Linked DNA regions of Homo sapiens: region 1 is linked to region 2. A link is a loop called in an ENCODE intact Hi-C map of the cell type or tissue named here. Cell type or tissue: B cell. All regions are shown on one strand. Each heading gives the region's core, and the rest is flanking DNA. Links, peaks and the distances in the headings are about the cores only. Region 1 overlaps JMJD1C (jumonji domain containing 1C). Region 2 overlaps JMJD1C (jumonji domain containing 1C).

Region 1 (2,811 bases), core at 280-2,779, 160 kb after region 2:
TATTAAGATGTCTACCACCCAGATCCATCTACAGATTCAATTCAATCCCTATCAAAATCCAAGTGACCTTTTTCTGGAGAAAAAGAAAAATCTCTCCTGAAATTCATACAGAATCTCAAGGGACCCTGAATAACCAAAACTATCCTGAGAAAGAAGAAAGTTGACGGAAAAACATTTCCTGATTTCACAATGTACTACAAAGCAACAGTAATCAAAACAGTGAGCTGGTATCAGCATAAGAACATACAGACCAATGGAATGGAATAGAAAGCCCAGAAACAAACCCTTGCATATACAGTCAAAATATTTTCTGTAACAGTGTCAAGACCATTCACTGGGGCAAAGGCAGTCTTTCCAACAAATGGTGCTGGAAAAAGTGGACATCTACACGTAAAAAAAAGCTGGACCCTTACATGATATTCCAAACTTAAAATCAATTAATTCACCAAAATTTGTGATCTAAAACTATACAACTTTTAGAAGAAAACATAAGGGGAAAAGCTTCATGACATGGATTTGGCAATTTTTTTTTAATACAACAACAAAGGCATAAGCAACAAGCGGAAACAGACAAGTTGGGCTTCATCAAAATTTAAAACTTTTGTGCAGCACGGGCCACTGCTAACACAGTAAAAAGGCAACCTGTAAAATGAAAGAAAATGTTACCAAATCATGTATCTAAAAGGGGATTAATATCAAGAATACATAGAGAAATCCTAAAACTTAACACCAAAAAAAACAAATGATCCAATTCAAAAACAGGCAAAGAACTTTATGAATAGATATTTCTCAAAAGACATACAAATGGCCAAGAAGCACATGAAAAGATGCTCAACATCACATTAAGCATTAGAAAAATATAAAACAAAACCACAATGACATGCCATTTCACACCTACTGAGAAAGTAAATACCAAAAAAATGAAAGTAAATGTTGGTGAGGATGTAAAGAAACTGGAACCCTTACACAATGCTGGTGGAAATGAAAAATGGTGCAGCCACTTGGAAAACAGTATGAAAGTGCCTCAAAAAATTAAAAATGCAATTACCATCTGATCCAGCAATTCTACTCCTGGGTATATACCCAAATAGTTGAACACAGAGGCTTGGGCAGATATTTATACAGCCATGTTCATACCAGTATTATTCCCTATAGCCAAAAGCTGGAAGTGACACAACTGTCCATTAATGGGCAAATGGATGAAAAGAACGTGGTGTATAAACACAATGGAATGTTATTTTGCAATAAAAAGGAAGAAAATTGTGACACATGGTTTAACATGCATGAACCCTGAAGACATTGTCAGTGAAATGAGCCCGTTACAAAAGGACAAATACTGTATAATTACATTCATATGAGATACTCAGAGACCGAAAGTAGAATGGTGGGCCAGGAAGACGGGGGAATAAGGAACTGCTCTTTAATGAGTACAGTTTCAGTTTTGCAAGACAGAAAATGTTCTGTGTTTGGATGACAATAGTGGTAACACACAACACGAATGTACTTACTACCAATGACCCGTGTACTCAAAAACAGTTAAAATGGCAAATTTTATGTTAAGTACATTTTACCACAATTAAAAATTTTTATTAAAAAATTTAGCAGAGGGCCGGGCATGGTGACTCATGCCTGTAATCCCAGCACTTTGGGAGGCTGAGGCAGGCAGATCACAAGGTCATGAGTTCAAGACCTGCCTGGCCAATATGTTGAAAAACCCTGTCTCTACTAAAAATATGAAAATTAGCCGGGCATGATGGCAGGCACCTGTAGTCCCAGCTACTCGAGAGGCTGAGGCAGGAGAATTGCTTGAACCCGGGAGGCAGAGGTTGCAGTGAGACGAGATTGCACCACTGCACTCCAGCCTGGGCGACAGAGCAAGACTCCGTCTCAAAAAAAAAAATTTAGCTAGGCATAGTGGCACACATCTGTAGTCCTAGCTACTGGGGAGGCCAAGGTGGGAGGATCTTTTTTGAGCCCAGGAGTTCAAGGCTGCAGTGAGCTGTGATCACACCACTGCACTCCAGCCTGTGTGGAAAAGTGAGATCTTGTCTAAATAAATAAAATAAATAGTATGGCAAAAAAAAAAAAGGAACCAGAGCAATATGTTTCATAAGAAAATATATCAAAAATTATATATATTAGTATATATATAATATATATGAGTTATCTCTTAGTAATAGGACTAAAAAGATAATCCTCTATTACTTTCATACCACAGTGTTTTCCAAATTTTTCATCACTTTTTCTTTTGTATATGATAAAGTTAAAAAGAAAAGGTTGGTGATTGTTTAAGTAGGCCTAATTTCAAGGCTAAGAGGTTTTCAACAGAAACAACTTTGTAAAATTATGACAAAATTATCATTAAACAGTATTTTCCAATAAAAATTCTCTCTAAAATCAGTATTTTATGAATACAACAGAAATTCATCTCAATCTTAATTGCCTTTAAGAAAGGGCAAAAATTGGCTGGGCACGGTGGCTCAGACCTGTAATCCCAGCACTTTGGAGGGCCGAGGCGGGTGGATCACGAGGTCAGGAGATCGAGACCATCCTGGCTAACACGGTGAAACCCAGTCTCTACTGAAAATACAAAAAAATTAACCGGGCGTGGTGGCAGGCGCCTGTAGTCCCAGCTACTCCGGAGGCTGAGGCAGGAGAACTGCGTGAACCCGGGAGGCAGAGCTTGCAGTGAGCCGAGATCATGCCACTGCACTCCAGCCTGGGCAACAGAGTGAGACTCCATCTCAAAAAAACAAAAAGGCAAAGATTTTTCTAAAGCTTTATTAATTTTTTAACTCTGATACTGATGTA
Region 2 (2,811 bases), core at 248-2,747:
CGTCGTGATGTAATGCCAATATTTTCACCTTTTAACAAAGAGTGAACAACATCATCTAGAAAGGTCATTTGAACCATAGAAGGATCGACATTCTGTGGTTCTAGTACCTAATCCATGATACAAAACAAAAACAAAAATTAAATAGAATGAGCTAATCAAATATTTGGTATAATTTCTTTACTCAGTAGAAATGTTTAGAAATCAGCTTGGGATCCCTAATTTATAAGATGCTGTTATAATAATTTGTTTTATTCACTTAAGACAAAATTACCTTTTTAACCTTCTGAAACTCACCATTTCAACTGCTAACCAAGAATTAAAAAGCAAATATATTTACTGCAAGTACATCTTGAAAAACAAGGGTATTAATCAAGAATACAGATGCCAACAATTCTTAAATTACTTTTTATTTTTAAATAGAAAGTAATTTTCAAAAAGCAGTTGTAAAATAAAACTCAGAGGTAGACTTTAGGGAGTAGAAAAAGACAAAAATTGTGCAAATGAATAATTTTAAAAATGTGGTTAAAACTATTTTAACAATTCAAGGCAGTTTTGTGCTTTTCTGAGAGGTAAAAGTTTGTCACTGTTTTAGGGAAAAAATCAAATGCAATGAAACAGTAACACTTACTTAGCATTTTAACTACATTTTAACCAAAGTATTTGAATTGTGTATAAAGGCGCTCTATCAGATAATCTCCACAATACAATCAGGCAGGAAGGTATAAATATCTATTTTTTCTACATAAACAACAGCTTTAAAAATGAGTATTTTTTGTATTAAGTTAAAAAAAAAATTTGAAATCTCAAGACTTTCAGACTGGTACTTAAAACTCCATAGGAGCCGGGCGCGGTGGCTCACGTCTGTAATCCCAGCACTTTGGGAGGCTGAGGTGGGCAGATCACGAGGTCAGGAAATCGAGACCATCCTGGCTAACATGGCGAAACCCCGTATCTACTAAAAATACAAAAAAATAGCCGGGCGTGGTGGCGGGCGCCTGTAGTCACAGCTACTCGGGAGGCTGAGGCAGGAGAATGGTGTGAACCCAGGTGGTGGAGCTTACAGTGAGCCGAGATCATGCCACTGCACTCCAGCCTGGGCGACAGAGCGAGACTCCAGCTCAAAAAACAAAAAACAAAAAACAAACAAAAACTCCATAGGAAACTTGTAATCCTTAAGATTCACCATAAAACTTAATTGAGCATACCAACACTGACATTTGATGTGAGAAGAAATGTACTGTGTGTTTAAGTTTTCACTGATGAAAAGAAATGATTTCGGAAATATTTTTATTACTGGAGGGACAGAAAAACTGAAACTCTGAGAAAGAAAATTTTAGCTCATCTAAGGATTTAAAAAAGACTAATCAATTAAAAGAGTTTAATGCCTCTATTTTAGGAACTGATTTTATCAGTGTTGAAATAAATTGAGCATTGCTGTCTCCCTATGACCTGAAATGACCTCTATGTAATATCAGATACATTTAAACTTACTAGAATTACACGACTAAAAACCCTAGAGATAAAAATTATTTAGTATCAAATTGTTGATGTATTTTGGGGGGCATGGATGATTTGAACTTTTAAAATCTCTATAAAAATATTAGTGGAACTATTTACCTGATCATTCATAACGATCATGGTGCGGGTGAAGAGATCATGATGAGTAATTATGCCAGTAAACCACTGGGTGGCAGAGTCTTGTCTATATACTCTCACTCTGTATCCATTTAAGGAATAAGGACCTTAAAAAAAACACAAGAAACAGAAACATCTTAAATGGAGACATCTTCATTTAATAACTGCCTTTTAGAAGAAACATGAGCTAGTGTATAATAGTAATATATCCAACTATCAGTTTTCAAAAAAATGTTTTAGAAGTAAATATCCTTTCAAATGAATCATTCTGAAGTTACTATATACACTGCACTAGACCCACATACTTCCTGATTCAATAGAAATAAAATACTTTAAGAGAGAAGGAAGGTTTCTAGGATCACGAGTTAATAAGAGAACAGTTCAAAATGCAAAGTTATAGTAGTGTAGAATGCAGTAAGGTTATGAAGCTACTTAGTAAGATTGCAGTAGATGACTACATGGTTGAAACAGAAAGATTAACTTGCAACTTGATGTTTGTTTGAGTCTTCTAGTTGCCAAAACTTTACCATAAACAACTATAAATTTTGATTTGCTATCACAGCCAGAAAAAGTTGCTAAAAGTCTTAAAAAAGAGATTGGCTAAGTGAATGTATACATATAGCACTAAAAATTTTTAACGAAATATGGTACACTTTTGTGCTAAACTCACTTTTTCAAAGGATATTCTTGTATAGATATCCATTAGAAAATAATAAAAAATATTAAACATATTTATCTGCAGATATTCAGATATGCCTAATAAAACAAGTCACTCTACAGAAGAGGATACTGAGATGAAAACGATCTTTAATTCACAGGTATTAAAATGGTATCAAATACTTTAACAAAGAACTGTAAGGGAAAAAACTGCTGTACCTTAATAATTTACAAAGTGCTTTCAAAATTTTCAAGTGCTTATTTAATTCTCTCTCCTAAGTATTGTTAGCCCTTTTACAAAAATCAAGAAAGTGAGAGGTTGACAGATTAGGTAAAATTTTAAGTCAAAGATCTGGGACTGAATTTATTTTTCTGATATTCCTTCTTCTACAGTTGTAACAGATTCAACAATCCTTTGCCAGCTTTAAATATATATATATAAATCAATGAACTGTAGAAAGTATTCCATATGACCTGTAAATTAAATACTTTCATCTAGAGAAAAGTGAAGATGTTGAC

What was found. Peaks named below come from ENCODE experiments on the same cell type or tissue, not always from the same donor. Only the 100,000 strongest peaks of a DNase experiment are listed, where the experiment ranks them.
Region 1: a loop joins it to region 2, with 2.6 times the contacts of the local background. A loop is called at or near these places in 4 of 110 quality-filtered maps.

What each region holds. Positions count from the first base shown.
Region 1 is chr10:63,375,846-63,378,656 of GRCh38, forward strand. The region is part of intron 2 of JMJD1C (jumonji domain containing 1C); the gene reads right to left. Among named protein-coding and RNA genes, the nearest start is that of MIR1296, 4.2 kb to the left of the region's middle. In B cell, for the core only: no CTCF peak of the experiment used is centred there; a DNase peak (open chromatin) is centred at 1,396; H3K4me3 peaks cover 962 bases.
Region 2 is chr10:63,215,590-63,218,400 of GRCh38, forward strand. JMJD1C (jumonji domain containing 1C) reads right to left here. Exons shown (of 26, transcript NM_032776.3): 5 at 1,618-1,742; 6 at 1-107. Among named protein-coding and RNA genes, the nearest start is that of NRBF2, 84 kb to the left of the region's middle. In B cell, for the core only: CTCF peaks have their summits at 1,683 (motif pointing right) and 1,884; a DNase peak (open chromatin) is centred at 1,692; H3K27ac peaks cover 394 bases.